Linked DNA regions of Homo sapiens: region 1 is linked to region 2. Evidence: chromatin loops called from intact Hi-C (ENCODE). Cell type or tissue: IMR-90. All regions are shown on one strand. Links, peaks and the distances in the headings refer to the core of each region. The heading gives the core; the rest is flanking DNA. Region 1 has its middle 320 kb from the start of MIR4422. Region 2 has its middle 350 kb from the start of LINC01753.

Region 1 (8,606 bases), core at 313-8,312, 50 kb before region 2:
CTCATGGAGCTTACATTTCGTTTCCTGTGGCTTTGCTTTTGTGTTAGTGAAGTAGACTGGCTTGTGCCGCAGAAATCAAAACGACTCAAATTTTGAAGCCTTCAGAACAAGGATAACTTTCTTTGTTGCTCATACCAAGTTTGCTGCTGGTCTCAGAGGACTCATCAGGGAGATTGTCCTCTGTGTGATAGCTCAGTGTTGCTCTCTGTATCAACACAACCTTCCCAGATCATAACGGCAAGGGGAGAAGATGCTAGAAAGTCTCATACCACCAGTAAATATTTCTGCCCAGAATTGACACACTTATTTTCATTCACAGTTCACTGGGTTCATTGAACAAAAAAGTCACATGATCATGTCAAATTTTAGAGGTATAGAGAAATGCCAATCTCTCTGTGTGCCTGGAAAGTAAAGAACTGGGGATTTTGTGAGCATCATGAGTATGCACCTCAGTCTGCCCTTAAAATTCATGTCTTGGCAGAATATAAGATATCACTTGCTCGAATATCATTTTTTCTCTCAAGAATCTAAAAATCATGATTCGGTGTCTTCTATTACCAGTATTGCGTATGAGAAATCTAAGTCTTAATTTCAGTCTAAGAGAGACTTAGAAGAGCGACATGCAAAATTATGTCTAGATACATAAATACATACACACACAGAACTATGTATGAGGTAGTCTCCCTTTATCCACAGGAGAAACGCTGCAAGACCCCTAGCGGATGCCTGAAATCATGGATAGCACCAAGCTTTATATATGCTATGTTTCTTCTTATATATATGTACCTATGATAAAGTTTAACTTACAAATTAGGCACAGTGAGAGAATAATGACAACAGCCAAAAATAAAATAGAACAATTATAATAATGTACCGTAATAAAAGCTATGTGAATGTGATCTCTCTTTCTCAAAATATCTTATTGTACTGTAACTTGGGTAACTGAAACTGTGGAATGTGAAACTGTGGATAAAGGGGGACAACTGTAGACACACACACACACACACACACACACACACACACACACACACACACCATGTTATATAGATCTCAATTTATTCATCCATCCATTCATCTATGATGTTCAGGTCTGCCAGGACAATACAAAGATTGGATTAGATATGTAGGAGACTTATTGGCACGGGAGCAGGAGAAGCCTGGGAGAACCTTCAGGTCATGATGTAGATCTGAAACCTGTGGAAGGAGAGAGGGAAAGCAGGGGAATTAGATTGAAGTCATCTCTGACTGTGGCACACTTGCAAGGAAGATTTGGCCAGGCCCATGGGGTGCCCTCAAGCCAAAGTTGTCCATTGGAAGAGTCCCACATCTTGTAGGACTGGCCTGCTGTAGGATCCCTGCCATGCTTACTCATTGCATGCAGCCTGCAGGAAGCATAGCATCCCCATAAACTTAGTGGTGGATTCAGAGGGACTGCAGATGGGGCCATCCGTTAATTACGTTCTCTGCAGCAAGAGATCTGAGAGGCTGCCACATTTTCATGGTTGCCACAAGAAGCTTAAAAATATTTTTTCTTTTTTTTTTTTTGAGTTACGTAATTTCACCAGGGTATGTCTAGTGTGTGTCACTTGAAAATTATTCCTATTTAAGACAAAGGTGCATCTTTTTCATATAAAGTTTCATGTCTTTCCTAACCTCAGTAAAACTTCTTTAATTCTAACTTCCTGTTATTCTCCTCCATCTGTTTCTTGTGCCCCTTTTGAAACTCTGTTACTTCCATAATATATCACCTACATATGTCTTTCGTGTCTCTTATCTTTTTACAGATGATTTTCAATTTTTTGTATTTTTGCCATGTATTGGGGGTTACTTCTTATACCTAATTTGAAAAAATGCTCTTGTTTGAAAACTTCTCTATTAAATCTTAAAATTCTGAAATAATTCATGAAGTACCACAAGTATATTTTTGTGCTTTCACAATATCTCCTTAAGAATTCTAACTATGTCTTGCCTCCTTAAAAGCTACTTTGTTTTAGTTGTTGGGACTGGTCTCCTTACTTCAATGGTTTTGATCCCTTTTAAAATAATGTCTACTCTTTAAATGCTTGGTTTGGAGGATATACACACTAGGCATTGGGGTATTTTGGGCCAGGGAGGTTGACAGGCATTGGAAGGTAAGGAGAAATGTCTTCTCCAGTAGGCTGCTGATGACAGGTTCTTTAAGATGGGGTGAGGTTCAGAAGCTTCTTTATTCTAAAGTCCCAATGGAAATGGGGTGCCCTTGGCCCCACATTGCTACTCCTCTTGGACACAGCCACCTATGAGAATAGCTATCTCTCCTGGAGCTGCACATAGCTCGTTGGAGGAATGGTTCCTGTCTTTGATCCTAGGGGATTTACCGGGCTTTCTTCCCTGGACCTCATAACTGAAGTGTTCACTCCAGATTTTTCTAGAGAGGCAATCTTCTGTTCAGGTGGAGTTTGGGGTCCTTCCTTTGCTATCACAATCAATGAATCCCTCATCCTGTATCTTCTTTCCGAATATTTGAGGTTTCAGCCATATGTGGCTTTTTCTCTAGCCTACTGCAATCAGCCAAGTTAATTTTGGTCGTTGATTCACCCCCAGGGAGTTGCAACAGCAAAAAGATCCTGAGCACCTGTTCAGGTCATTATTTTGTAGAATCCCCCAATAATTTCTCCTAATTCTTGATAATTAAAATGCCCCTCCCATCTTCTTGTCTTTTCGAGCCCCCTTATTTTCTTCTTTTTGCATATTGGCATGTCAGCTTATTTCTATCAAAGAAGTCTTACAAAAGGGAAAACAATAGTTTGATTTTGTTACTGTCACCAAACTTACTATTCCCAGTGCAGATACCCTATCTGATGTTGGTTATTGCATGTCATAAGTCTAGGGTCAGCAGTCTGGGGATAGCCCTGGGAATTGGCTCCGAGTTTGTCATAATTGGAGTAACCACTACAAGAAAGATGGGGAGGCAGGCATGGGCATAATGAGAGGGTATGTTTGTCTGGAAGTCAGGGAGTAGGCTGGGACATATAATAGTTGCTTGTGAAAGCAGCAGTCTCATTTTGAGACTCTACCTTTGAAATGCCTATGTTGTTTAAATCTCTGTCTTGATGGCTGGCAATGTTGCTTTTCCAACCAAAAAGTTTAACAGTCATGGACTGCATGCCAAGTCCCATGCAAAGCATTTTATATGTGCTAACTCATTCACTCCTTACCACAACCCTGTATTGTTATCTTCATTTTACAAGTGGATAGACAGGGCTCAAAGAGAAGAGGTCAATTAGATGGCAGAATTGGTATTTGAATATGGTTTGGGTGATTCCAATGTCCACAGGTATGCTGTATGTCACCACTCTGTGTTCCTTATCGGCCCATGCTGTGTTTAGTTTTGAGTTGACTTTTGAAAGGTGAGTAAGATTTCAATAGCAAAAATAGGGAGGGCTGTCCAATTTGAGATACCAGCACATGAACAGGCAGGAAGGCAGGTGTAGATACAAAGGGAGATGTGGTTCTATGTGATTGGATTATAAACTATACAAGGGTGCTGTTATAGGGAGAAATGAGATTTGAAAGACAGGTTAACGCCAGATGGTGAAGGATCCTGTAACTTCCAAGCTGTGGAATTTTAGGCAAGTTATTTCACCTCTCTGAACTTCAGCTTCTTGATCTGGAAAATGGGGATGAAATGACCGTCATGATTTTGTGCGTGTGTGTGTCTGTGTTCATGAGCTCATATCCACGTGTGTGTGTATAAAGCACCTAGTAAGCATGTAATGAAAGTTGATCCTCTTCCCTGTTTTTCAGGAGCTGCAGCTGGCTAGTTGGGGTGGGCAGGAGGGTTAGGGATGGGGGTAATGGAGGGCTGGCAATGTTTTAGCAGCTCCTGAGGCCCCAGGTTTCTTCCAATCCCAACAACCTCTTCATCATTTGAGCAATCAGCCTCAGGCCCATTTGGTGTTAATTATGGCAACCCAGCCTTCTCTGTGTGAAGGAAACAGTTCCTCATTTCTCTCATTAAAGTAAAATATGACCCAGTTTTATGCCTGCGTATTTTGTTGCGGAGATTACGAGAATCATCCTTTCTGTTTATATGGAACGAAGAAACGTTACACCAGGAGGGCGGCCTGGGCCCCTGAGCCTGGGGAATAGAAAGCAGATGTTGTCCTCACTGTTATTTTTCCTCCTAGCCCTGCTCCCACCCTTCTCCTATCATCTCTTCTCCCTCTAAGAAACATAATCCTCATTTCAGATCAACACAAGGTAAGAGGATTGTAGGAGAATAAACTCACATTTACTGAGCTCTGTACCAGGTGCCAAGTCCTATAAACGAGTTCCCAGAAGCTTCAGGGCTAGTTGGTATTAATCCTTTTTAAAAATTGTATATATTTAAGGTGTACAACATGATGTTTGGATATACATATACATAATGAAGTGATTACTACAGTCAAACAAATTAACATATCCATCACCTCACACAGTTGGCTCTCTTTTATGTACTCTCATTGTTAGCAAGTTTCCAATATACAATACAATATTATTAGTTATAGTCCTCCCGCTGTAGTTTAGGTCTTTAGACTGATTTGTCCTATAGAATTGCAACTGTATATACCCTTTGACCTATTAATCTTTTCTCACTCTCAGTTCCCTCAAACCAAGAACGCCCAAAGTCTTTCTGTTGTCTTGAGATGTGGGACAAAAACTAACCATGCTAGTCATAGATGCAATTACAAACCTTTGTGCGCTGCTTTGTGGGGTACACAGACTTTCACACATATTGTTCTAGTGGATCTTCCCCCCAGATAAAGTGACTGGGGGTTGCAAGAACTCAGGAATTTGTACAACTGAATTACTAAGTAATGGATACTTTGAAAGATTTTAAGCAGGGAATTGACAATGTAAGATGTGTGCTTTTGAAGGATTGCTCTGGTAAGAGTCTGGAAATGGGTAGGAAGAAAGTGACAGTGAAAGAGATATTTAAAAAAAAAAATCGTCCCAAACATGGAAATAAGGCAAAGAGTTCTGCATGTGTTCTCATTGTCATACCAGAGCATTGTCTAACAGGTATGCTTGATGGATATTTAATTCTCTATGGCAGGGGTTGACAAACTTTTAGTGCAAAGGACCAGATAGTAAATATTTTAGTCTTGTGGTCCATATGGTCTCTGCTGTAGTTGGTCAAAAATACCATTGTAGCATGAAAACAGCCAAAGACAATATGTAAATGAATGAGCATGAATGGTGTAAATAAAACTTTATTTACAAAAACAAAAGGTGGCTGCCAACTTCTACTCTACAGGAATGTACTTTTGTTTGACATATTGTTTACTATTGATTAGAACCCAGCTTTGCTAAATTACATGCTGGTTTGTAAATTTTTTTTCTAATGGAGTTGCAAATAATCTCAGCCTATTAAAAAAATTCTAAAGGCTATGGTTTTATTGTTGTGAAGGACATTAACCAGTTTTATATCTAACAAGAAATCTTATTCCAACGTTCTTTCTGCAGTGCTTATATAATATAAATACTCAGCCCTTTGCATATGCTACAAGCTAGATTTACCATCTGGCTGGTTCCCTCATTAATGCATTAAATAAATCTTTAACACATGTTCACTTTATATTTGTATGACAGTTATGTTTTATTTTAACTCTCTGAAAGTTTTACTGTATTTTAACAGTAGAGAGTTTCAGGATAAGATTGTTGGAGTAGTCCAGAGAAGATTCAGAGGTGATATAGATGGAGACTCTGAGATATTTTCAAGATGTTTAAAAGATATAATTGATAGGACTTGATCATTGATGATATGGAGGACTGAAGAAGAGGATAGAGAATGAATGATTCCCAAATATAGCTTGATATGATGACTAATAAATGGCATTGCTACTCATCGAGCCAGGGAATACTGTTACAGAATATTCCCTAATCCTTCAAAAGTTTATGGCAATGTCAGTTATCTGCAGAATAACTAAGGTTCTTCCAGGTGTGTGCCTTCTCAATCAGTCCAGAGGTCCTAAGATCTGATCACATTGGACCATATTACTGTTAATAAGAACTGTTCCTTGTTTAACACTGTGCCTCTTTTTCCCATGCATTTTCTTGTGTTATCCTAACCCCATCTAGGGATACTATCTGAGTTTCCTTAACTCTATTTTGGTGAGAAAGTTTAACCACTTAGATGAGACTACATAATACAGAAGACCAGAACCTAGAACCTGGTCCTCCTGAATCCTGGTCTAGTGATGTTTCAATGGAAATTTGGAAAAAAATCTGTGATGGCTTACTAGGCTGTGAACTCTCTGAGGTCAGGGACCATGTCTGGTTTTGTTTGCTATTATAGCCCTGGCGTGTAGTAGATGCTCATCAAATGTTTGAATGAACAAATCAATGAATGAACTCGGTCATTGAAGAAAAGCATTATTTCGAGAGTCAAGGAGTCTGGGTCTGCAACTGACCTTGTTAAGAAAATCCCTTCCTTTCTCAAGACCTCATTTTCCCCCACTACAAAATGAGATGGATTGGACTAGGCAATACTGGGTCTTCCTTCTAAGTCTAAACACCTATAAATTAGGAGAGCAGCCCAGGACCCATCATGTCAAGTGAATTTTGAGGGAAATAATTTTGCTTTTGTGTTCTGAGGGAGAGGGAGGGGGCTATATTTTCAAGGTCAGATGTCTAGGTGTCTGAGACTGAGTTAGCGCTTCTAGGGCCAAAGCTTATGGAGTCTCTTGGATCAGAGAAGAATGAGGGTCTTTCCTGCTGCTTAAAATAGATAATGATTATTTCTAGAACTAGTGAGAACCCTAGATTGGAAGATAACATTTGTTGTTACCACAGCATTTCATGGCATTTCCAGCAGTTCCTGAAAGGAGAAAGAGGTATCAGCGAGAGCCCACTCAGTCCAGCCTTGTTCTGGGCACTGGGGCTAGGGCTGATCGTGGTGCTTGCAGACATGTTGCGGAGTGGGCAGAATCCTGGGTGGAGAGTCAGTAGACCTAACATTTTATCTCAACTCTGCCACATAGTAGCTCTGTGACATGGTCAAGTCTCTGCCTCCTGAACCTTAATTTCCTGTCTGTAGAATACAAGGTAAGGGTTCCACAGGAAGACCTCAACATCAATCTGGCTGCTGGGAGGAAGCAGGTTCTAGCTTAGATGGTTTGAGAGAGGTTAATGAAGGACCTAATCATGCGGGATGTGGGCAGGGTTAAGGGAACCAACATGAGATGTTGAGGTGCCCAGAGGCTACCAAGAGTGGGAAGCCATTACTACCCAAGCCTGAACAGTGAGGGAGGAGACTAGCTTTCTGGGACCCCACCCAGAACGGGAGGAAGGGCCACCCACAGGAGGTGTAGTCAGGGAGGGTCTTAGCCTCTTCCGGAAATGTATACCAAGGCAGGGAGGGAGCCAGAGGAATACCCTGGCCTCTTTCTCTTCTGCCCCGATTTCCTGCAGGCACCTCTGAGTCGTGCAGCATGAGGGTCACCCTCAGCAGCACAAAGCAGGAAAGAGAGAGTGGAGAATGGATCTGGGAGGGGGTGGAACAATGGCAAAGAACCAGCCCAGCCTCTAAAACCCCTTGTCATCTGACCATTGTGTCATCCTGTGAAACTGTCAGCCTCCCTTCCTTAACCAATCCCTCTTTTCCAGCCACATCACAGGACGGTCTGTTTGGGGAGCTATACAATTAATAACATCTCTGCCTAGATTTCTCTAGATATTCTTTGGAAAATCAAGGGGTAAATGATGATGCCTCCAGAGGCCAATTCAGGCTTATGTGTCCCAATGTGTGTCTTTAAAAAAAAAAACTTTTATTTCAGGTCCAGGGATACATGTGAAGTTTTGTTATATAGGTAACATGTCATGGAGGTTTGTTGTACAGATTATTTCATCACTCAGGTATTAAGCTTAGTACCTGATAGTTAATTTTGCTACTCCTCTCCCTCCTCCCACCCTTCACCCTCAAGTAGACTCCAGTGTCTGTTGCTCCTTTCTTTGTGTTCATGTGTTCTCATCATTTAGCTCCCGCTTATAAGTGAGAACATGTGGTATTTGGTTTTCTATTCCTGTGTTAGGATAATAGATGCTAAGGATAATGGCCTCCAGCTTTATCCATGTTCCTGCAAAAGACATAGTCACATTCTTTTTATGGCTGCATAGTATTCTATGGTATATATGCACCACATTTGTTAAATCTAATCTGTCATTGATGGGCATTTAGGCTGATTCCATGTCTTTGCTATTGTGAAGAGTGCTGCAGTGAACATTTGCATGCATGTGTCTTTGTGGCAGAGTGATTTATATTCTTCTGGGTATATACCCAATTATGGGCTTGCTAGGTTGAATGGTAGTTCTGTTTTTAGCTCTTTGAGGAATCACCATACTGCTTTTCACAATGGTTGAACTAATTTACACTCCCATCAACAGTGTATGTTTCTTTTTGTCTGCAACCTCACCAACATCTGTTATTTTTAGACTTTTTAATAAATAGCATGTATTAGTTTGTTCTCACATTGCTATAAAGAACTACCCGAGACTGGGTAATTTATAAAGAAAAGAGGTTTGGTTGGCTCATGGTTCCACAGGCTGTATGGGAAGCATGGCTGGGAGGCCTCAGGAAACTTATG
Region 2 (8,606 bases), core at 255-8,254:
GCTGGGGGTGTGGGGCCCTAGTTACTGACTAGAGGTGGGAATGTGATTAGAAAGTTCCTACCTGCAGAGCTGAGCAAATAGACATACACTAATCTTTATTTACATCAAGATGAAATGGTTCTTAAGTGCCTCTTACTTTAAATGCAATGCCAGGACACAGGCCTATGTGCTCCTAGGGTAAGAACACCACTAATATTTCTAGATGTTCATAGGCTGAAGTCAGACCCCATGAAATCACAGATCCCTCAGCTTGATGCCTTAATAGAACCTCAATTTTTGATAATGCCACTCGATGCTCAAAAGCAAAGCCTTCCCTGGCTATACACTGGCTCATGGTGTTCTCTTCAAGCTCTTCCATAACTGAGCCTGGAGGAAGACATTCATGCTGCCCACTAGTATTTCTGTCCTCCTTCTAGGAGCATGGAGTGATTGTCCTTCCATCTCCTTCAAATTAGGCAAGGCTATGTGATTTGATTTGGCCAGTATGAAGTGAATAGAAGTGTCATCGATTATTTCTGAGTGAACATGTTAAAAACTGAAGTCATTCTCCATGGTTCCTCTGGTTGATGTAAGAAGACTTTGATTGGAGTCTTGGTTTTGCTACTTATTAACTGTGTGATTTTAAGTTTCAGAGAGGCTATTAACTTACTCAGTTTTCACCTTTAGAGACCAGAAACAAAATAATATTTTTCATACACAGTGGTTATTTCATTTGCTCCCACCATCCCAATATGTCAACCACATTATAACCCTTACTTTTGCCTGGAGATGCCCTGCATTTTACACAACCAATATTTCCTGAATTCTTTGTTTTAAACATGAGTTTTTGATGAATTACAATACCATAGGACAAATTATTAGGACCCTGTCAGAAAGCAGCCTGGAGTTTATATACATCAAAGAAGCTGATTTTGGCTTGTAAACTGAAAAAAGTAAGCATTCCTGAAAGTCAGAAAGATGAATGGATTAAAAGTATGAAAATAGGAAAATAAATGCCTTAAAACCAAGCTCTCTTACATGTATAGAATGCTAATATTTAATGAAAAGAAAACACTTCAGTGGTTTTTACTTTCAATACGTTAATAGAATGCTTGATTTAGTCATTCATTAAAAAATATTTACCAAGTTACTACCATGTGCCGGGGAGTGCATGAGGCACTGGGGATAAAGCAATGAACATGACAGGGAAGGTCCCTATCTTTAAAGTATTTGTGTTTTAGGAAAGAGAGATAGATAGTAAACAAGTAGGTAACAAATACACATGCTGCTTTCAGGTGATGAAAACTATTATGGAGGAAGTAGACCCTGACTGCCAGAGAGGAATGGTGCCGTCCTACCTACTCGGTCTGGGTCATCAGGAAGACCTCTTGCAGGAGTGATGGGTTTGTTGAGCCCTGAAGTTGAAGACCAGCCAAGGGAATGTCCTGGGGACGAGGGAAAAGCAAGTGAAAGCCTTTGGCGTGGGAAAGGGCTTGGAGGGATGAGAAGGGAGGCCATTGGGACTGAGGCAGCAGAGGAGAGAGGGAGGAGAGAATGTGTAGAATAAGATGAGAGGGTGGGTGGTTGGATGTGGCCCAGAGTATGCAGGACCTTGAGGCTGCAATAAGAGGTTAGAACATGATTCAAATTGCAATGCGATGATGTGAAACCATTGTAGGCTTTCTTTTTTCTGTTTTTAAAAATTGAGGTGTAACTCACACTTAGCAAACTGCATATATTTAAAGAATGTAATTGTATAAGTTTTGACATATGTATACCTACATGAAACCATTTCCACAATCAAGTTCGTGGACATATTCATCACCCTCAAAGCTCTTCTCATGCTACTTTATAACCCCTTCCTTGTAGCCTCCTTTTCTTGACTCCCCACCCATCCTAGGCTGCCACTGATCTGCTTCCTGCCACTATAAATTTGTTTAATATTTTAAAAACTTTTAAAATTGGTAATAGTTTACATATTTTTGATGTACACATGCTATCTTGATACCTCTATATACAATGTGTAGTCACCAAATCAGGGTAATTGGGATATTCATCACCTCAAACATTTTCTTTTCTTTGTGTTGGGAACATTACAATTCTTCTAGCTGTTTTGAAATACATTGGGAGGCTGAGATGGGTGGATCTCAATGTCAGGAGTTTGAGACTAGCCTGGCCAACATGGTGAAACCCTGTCTCTACTAAAAATACAAAAATTAGCCAGGCGTGGTAGTGTGTGCCTGTAATCCCAGCTACTCAGGAGGCTGAGGCAGGAGAATCGCTTGAACCCAGGAGGTGGAGGTTTCAGTGAGTCAAGATCGTGCCACTACACTCCAGCCTGGGTGACAGAGCGAGACTCCATCTCAAAAAAAAAAAAAAAAAAAGAAAGAAATATGTAAATATACAATAAATTATTGTTAACTATAATTTTTCTACTATATTATTTAATACTAGAACTTGTTTCTTCTAACTGTAGTTTTGTACCTCTTAACCAACCTGTCTTCAATCTACCCTCCTGTCTTCCCATCCCTGGCTTGGTAACCACTATTTTACTCTCAACCTCTGTGAGATCTGCCCTTTTAGTGCCCACGTATGAGTGAGAACAGGCAATGTTTGTCTTTCTGTGCCTTCTTAATTCACTTACTCTAATGACCTCCAGTTACATCTATGTTGCTGCAAATGACAGGACTTCATTCCTTTTTATGGTTGAGTAATATTCTGTTGTGGATAATTACCACATTTTCTTTATTCCCTCATCATTGATGGGCACTTACATTGATTCCATATTGTGGCTATGGTGAATAGCGCTGCAATAAACATGAAAGTGCAGATATACTGATTGCCCTTTTTTTTTTTGGGATAGATACCCAGCAGTGGGATGCTGGATCATATGGTACTTCTATTTTTAGTTTTTTGAGAAATATCTATACTGCTTTCCAAAATGGCTGTACTACTTTATGTTTCTACAAACAGTGTATGAGCATTCCCCTTTCTCTACATTCTTGACAACATTTGTTATTTTTCATCTTCTTGATAATACCCATTCTAACTGAGGTGAGATAGTATATCATTGTAGTTTTGATTTGCATTTCTCTGATGGTCAATTTCTCTGATGGTCAATGATTTTGAACACTTTTTAATAAACCTTTTTGCCATTTGTATGTCTACTTTTGAGAAACATCTATTCAGGTCTTCTGCTCATTTTTAAATCAGATTTTTTTTTTTTTTTGCTGTTGAATTGTTTGAGTTTCTTACATGTTCTGGTTATTAATCCATTGTCAGATGGGTAGTTTGCAAATATTTTCTCCTTTTTTGTAGGTTGCCTCTTCACGTTGTTGTTTGTTTTCTTTGCTGTGCAGAAACTTTTTAGGTTGATGTAATCCCATTTGTCTAATTTTGCTTTGGTCACCTGTGCTTTTGAGGTCTTTTTCAAAAAATCTTTGCCCAGACCAATATCCTGTAATGTTTCCCCAATGTTTTCTTTTAGTAATTTCAGTTTTCAGTGGTTTCAGATCTTCCATTTAAATGCTTAATCCATGTTGAGTTGATTTTTGTATATGGTGAAAGATGGGGGTCTAGTTTCATTTTCTGCGTATTGATTCTTACCGTTTTCCCAACACTATTTATTAAGAGACTGTCCTTTCCTCAGTGTATGTTCTTGGCAACTTTGTCAAAAATGAGTTGACTATTAAGTGCATGGATTTATTTCTGGGTTCTCTGTTCTGTTCCACTGATCTGTGTCTACTTTTATGCTAGTACCATGCTGTTTTGGTTACTATAGCTTGGTAGGATATTTTGAAATTAGGTAGTGTGATGCCTCCAGCTTTGTTCTTTTTGCTCAGGATTGTGTTAGCTAATTGGGGTCTTTTGTGGTTCCATACAAAATTTAGGATTATTTTTCTATTTCTGTGAAGAATGTTATTTGTATTTTGATAGGAATTGCATTGAATCTTATAGATGTTTTGGGAAGTATAGATATTTTAACAATATTAATTCTTCCAATCTATGTGTATGGGATATCTTTGCTTTTTGTGTGTGCTCTCTTCAATTTTTTTTATCAGTGTCTTATGTCTTCCTTATAGAGATTTTTCACTCCTTCGGTTAAATTTATTCCTAGGTATTTAATATTTTGTAGCTCTTATACGTGGGATTGTCTTCTTGATTTCTTTTTCAGATTGATCACTGTTAGTATGTATAAACACTATGGATTTTTGTGTGTTGATTTTATATACTGCAACTTTACTGAATTTGTTTCTCAGTTCTGAGAGATTTTTGTGGAGTCTTTAGGTTTTTCTAAATATAAGATCATGTCATCGGCAAACAAGAATAATTTGACTTCTTCCTTTCCAATTTAATTTTTTTACTTTTTAAAGAACTTTACATAAAGACAATTGTATGGTAAGTATTCTTTAAAGTCTAACTTATGTTCCCTAGCATAATTATTTTGAGTCTCATCTGTGTGTGTTTCTTTATTGCCAAGTAGTATTTAATTGTGTGGATATACTAAAATTTGTTTATTCATTGACCCTGTTAATGGACATTTGTTTTTGGTCTTGTTTTTTCCAGTTTCTGTCTATTGCAAATAAAGCTGCTAAGAACGTTTGTATACAGATCTTTGTATGAGCTATTTTATTTTTTCTTGGATAAATTCCTAGGAGTGTAATCGCTGGATCATATGGTAGCTCTGTGTATAACATTTAAAAAAGCCATCCAACCTATTTTCCAAAGTGGTTGTAGCCTTTTACATTCCCACTACCAATGTGTGAGAATTTTAGTTTTTTCACATCCTTGTTAACAGTTGGTATTGCTAGTTTTAAATTCCAGCCTTTCTAATCAACATTTAGTAGTTTAATTTGTATTTTCCTAATGACTATGATGTTGAATATCTTTTAATTTGCTTATTAGCTATACATATATTAATATTTTCTTTTGTGCAGTGTATGTTCAAATCATTTTGCAATGTTTAAAATTGGGCTTTTTGTTTTCTTAATATTGAATTTTGAGTGTTCTTTGTATATTCCAGATACAAGGTCTTTATCGGATTTGTGCTTTGTGAATATTTTCCCTCAGTCCGAGTCTTTTCATTCTTTTAACAGTGTGTCTTTATAAATTTATTCTTTTTTTTCTTTTATGGATCATGATTGTGGTATCATATCTAGGAAATCTTTGCCTGATCCAAGGGCTACACAGATTTTTCCTCATGTTGGTTTTCTAAAAGTTTTATGGTTTAGATTTTACATTAGGTTTTCATCTGATCTATGTTTGAGTATATTTTTCTATATGAAATGAGGTATAAACAAAAGGTTTTTTTTGCTTATGAATATCTAATTGTTTCAGCACCATTTTTTAAAAAGACTGTCTTTTCTCCATGGAATTGCCATTTATTCTTTGTCAAAAATCCGTTGTCTATATAATGTGAGTCTATTTCAGTATTCTCTATTTCATTCCATTAATCTATTTGATATTTGTCTAATCAATAATAATCACACTGTCTTGATGACTATACTTTTATAATGAAAGCAGGTAGTGATAGTGTTACAACTTTCTTCTTTATTGAAATTGTTTTAATTATGCTAGATCCTTTCCATTTTCCTGTGAATTTTAGAAAGCCTGTTAATTTCTCAAAAAATACATGCTGGAATTTTGGTTGGGATTGTGTTGAATCAATAGGCTAAATGGGGAGTGTTGCTCTCTTAACAATAGTGAGTCTTCTAAATGCTGAACAAGATATATTTAGCTTTTCATTTCTTTAGGTCTTCTTTAATTCCTCTCTGCAATATTTTATAGTTTTTAGTGTATACGTTCTTCATATCTGCTGTTGGACTTTTCTCTAAGTATTTAATGTTTTTAAAGCTATTGCAAACTGCATTTTAGAAAACTTTCTGATTATTCATTGCTAGTATATAGAAATAAAATTGATTCTTTGGGGTATTGGTAATGTATTCTTCAACCTTGCTAAACTCACTAGTTCTAGCAGCATTTTTGTAGAGTATATTGAATTTTCTCAAGGATGATTATGTTATCTGCAAATAAAGACACTTTTATTTCATAGTTTGTAAGCTGGAAAACACATATTTTATTTTCTTGCTTGATTATACTTACTGGAAGCTCCAGTACGATGTTGAATAGGTGGTAGGAATAGACATCATTGTCTTATTCCTGATTTTAGGAAGGAAAGTATTCACTCTTTTATGATTAAGTATGATTTTATCTGTAGGTTTTTCATAGATGTCCTCTATCAGATTGAGGAGTTTTCATTCTTTTCCTAGTTTGCAGAGAGTTATTTTTATCAGAAATCGATGTTGGATTGTGTCAATTTTGTTTTACATCTGATATGGTTTGGCTCTGTGTCCCCACCCAAATCTCACCTTGAATTGTAATAATCCCCACATGTCAAGGGCAGGACCAGGTGGAGATAATTGAATCATGAGGTTGGTTTCCCGCATGCTGTTCTCATGATAGTGAGTGAGTACTCACGAGATCTGATGGTTTTATCAGGGGCTTCCCACTTCACTTGGCACTCCTTCCCCTTCCTGCCACCACGAGAAGAAGGATATATTTGCTTCCCCTTCCACCATGATTGTAAGTTTCCTGAGGCCTCTCCAGCCCTATAGAACTGTGAGTCAATTAAACCTCTTTCCTATATAAATTACCCAGTCTTGGGTATGTCTTTATTAGAGGCATGAGAAGGGACTAATACAATATCTTTTGAGACAGTAAATACATTTTAGTTTGTTCGCATAGTGAATTACAGACTGATTTTTTGAATGCTGAAACAACCTTGCATCCTGGAGATTAACCCTACTTGGTCATGATGCAATGACCTTTTTTTATATTGTTCAATTGATTTTGCTAAAATTTTGCATCTATGTTTATGAGACCATTTACATTTAAAGTGATTATAATATGCTTAGGTTTAAGCCTATCATCTTGCCATGTGTTTTCTATTTGTTCCATCTGTTCTTAATTTTCTTTTCCCTTTTTTCTGCCTTCTTTTGGATTGAGTTTTTTTTATGATTCCATTTTTATCTCCTTTTTGGCTTCTTAGCTACAGTTCTGTTTTGTTATTTTAATTGTTGCTTTAGAATTTATAGTATACAGAGCAGTTTGCTGTTCTCCTTGTGGAACATAGAAAAGGAGTGAAGAAAGGTAGTTTTGGTCTCCTGCCTAGGCCCCACAATCTTTCCTAGTGGACCCAAAGCTCAGGGATACCTTGGGTTGCAATACTTCACTGGGTATGGTAGGCTCAGTGAAGTTGTTGATCCTCAGCGGGGCAGTTTATTCTGTTTTTAAAACTGTAGTCAGTTTCTCTTCAACCATTATGCAAGAGGATATGGGAGAAGCCACACATCAAGAGACACCTTTTGGAAATCTACCAGCAAGGTTGATGGAGCAACCTGGAAATACAAGGCTAACAGCAGACAAGGGTTCCAAAAGGCCTCACTCAGACCTGTCTTTCTGCTTCTCTCATGCGGAGGTTCACAGCTACCTTACTGCTCAAAAAGGGACTTTCTTCTCAGATGAGACCTCCTGACTACCTCCCCAATCTGGCAGTTTGACAAAATTCCGTAGATTTTAAGGTGCTCATGGTGTGAAAGTGTTGGGAACCTTCCAGACTGAGTCTCTTTCAGTTCTTCAAGAGTTACACGCTTGTTATCTGCAGGCCTTTGCCCATGTGGTCATCTCACCTTGGAACACTCTCCCTATTGTTCCCCACTCCATTTGCCTAAATCCTGGAGAGCACAACTTTCTCCAGGAAGAAAACCATCTGGAGGTAGCTGAGATGAAACTTCCTCCAGATGGTTTTCCTCAAGCCTCCCCCATCACCTTAAAGAATCAGGTTGCCCTCCCTTGTGCCTTCATTGCCCACTGCTCCCCATTGCAGATAATGCCTCTTTCATTATCTAGCTAATGAACAGTCTGGAGAGGAGAGAGAAAAAGACATGAACTCTTGGAATCATGTAACATTTTACATTTATATCTGTTATTTACTTTATAGCCAGGCATTGTTCAAAGTACTGTACACAGCTGATAATATTAGAAGATGGATAGGTGAGTGAGATTGCAGGCCCTTGATAAGTCAGGTGTGTTGTTTGCACAGAGAGACTATGACCAGGGAAGGCCTAACCTATAGGTTTTGGAGTATTCAAAGGTTTGAGGGACATGAGAGAGTAAAGCATCCTTAGTAGCACAGGTTGAGTAAAGCCTTCTCTTGTCCCTGGTATCTGACTGCAGCAGCTTCTCCAGCTGCTTCTCCAAAGGCATCCAATGGCTAGCTGTAATTTACATAGCCACCCTCTTTATTTTTTTTCTTCTTAGGTTTATTTATTCACTTTTTATTAAAGTATAACATGGCTACAAAAAAATACACCTAAGTGGCAATTGGATGAAATTTTACAAAACATACACACCCATATAGCCAACACCCAGATCAAGAAACAGTACGTTCCTGCATCTTAGAAGTTCTCCATGCCCCTTTCCAAGTTATTGTCTCTGTAGCCCACAAGTTTAACCTTTATCTTGATTTCTAACAGCACATAATAATTTTGCCTGTTTCTGTTCTTCAAATGTAGTTAGCGTTTTATATCTGCACGTTCTGCATCCACAGATTCAGGCAACCACAGATT

What was found. Hi-C counts contacts between places; a loop is a spot of excess contacts. Peaks named below come from ENCODE experiments on the same cell type or tissue, not always from the same donor. Only the 100,000 strongest peaks of a DNase experiment are listed, where the experiment ranks them.
Region 1: it touches region 2 in a loop (2.2-fold over the local background); 1 of 110 quality-filtered maps calls a loop at or near these places.

The regions. Positions count from the first base shown.
Region 1 is chr1:55,543,565-55,552,170 of GRCh38, forward strand. No RefSeq gene overlaps it. Among named protein-coding and RNA genes, the nearest start is that of MIR4422, 320 kb to the left of the region's middle. In IMR-90, for the core only: no CTCF peak of the experiment used is centred there; no DNase peak of the experiment used is centred there; H3K27ac peaks cover 724 bases.
Region 2 is chr1:55,593,494-55,602,099 of GRCh38, forward strand. No RefSeq gene overlaps it. Among named protein-coding and RNA genes, the nearest start is that of LINC01753, 350 kb to the right of the region's middle. In IMR-90, for the core only: no CTCF peak of the experiment used is centred there; no DNase peak of the experiment used is centred there; H3K27ac peaks cover 392 bases.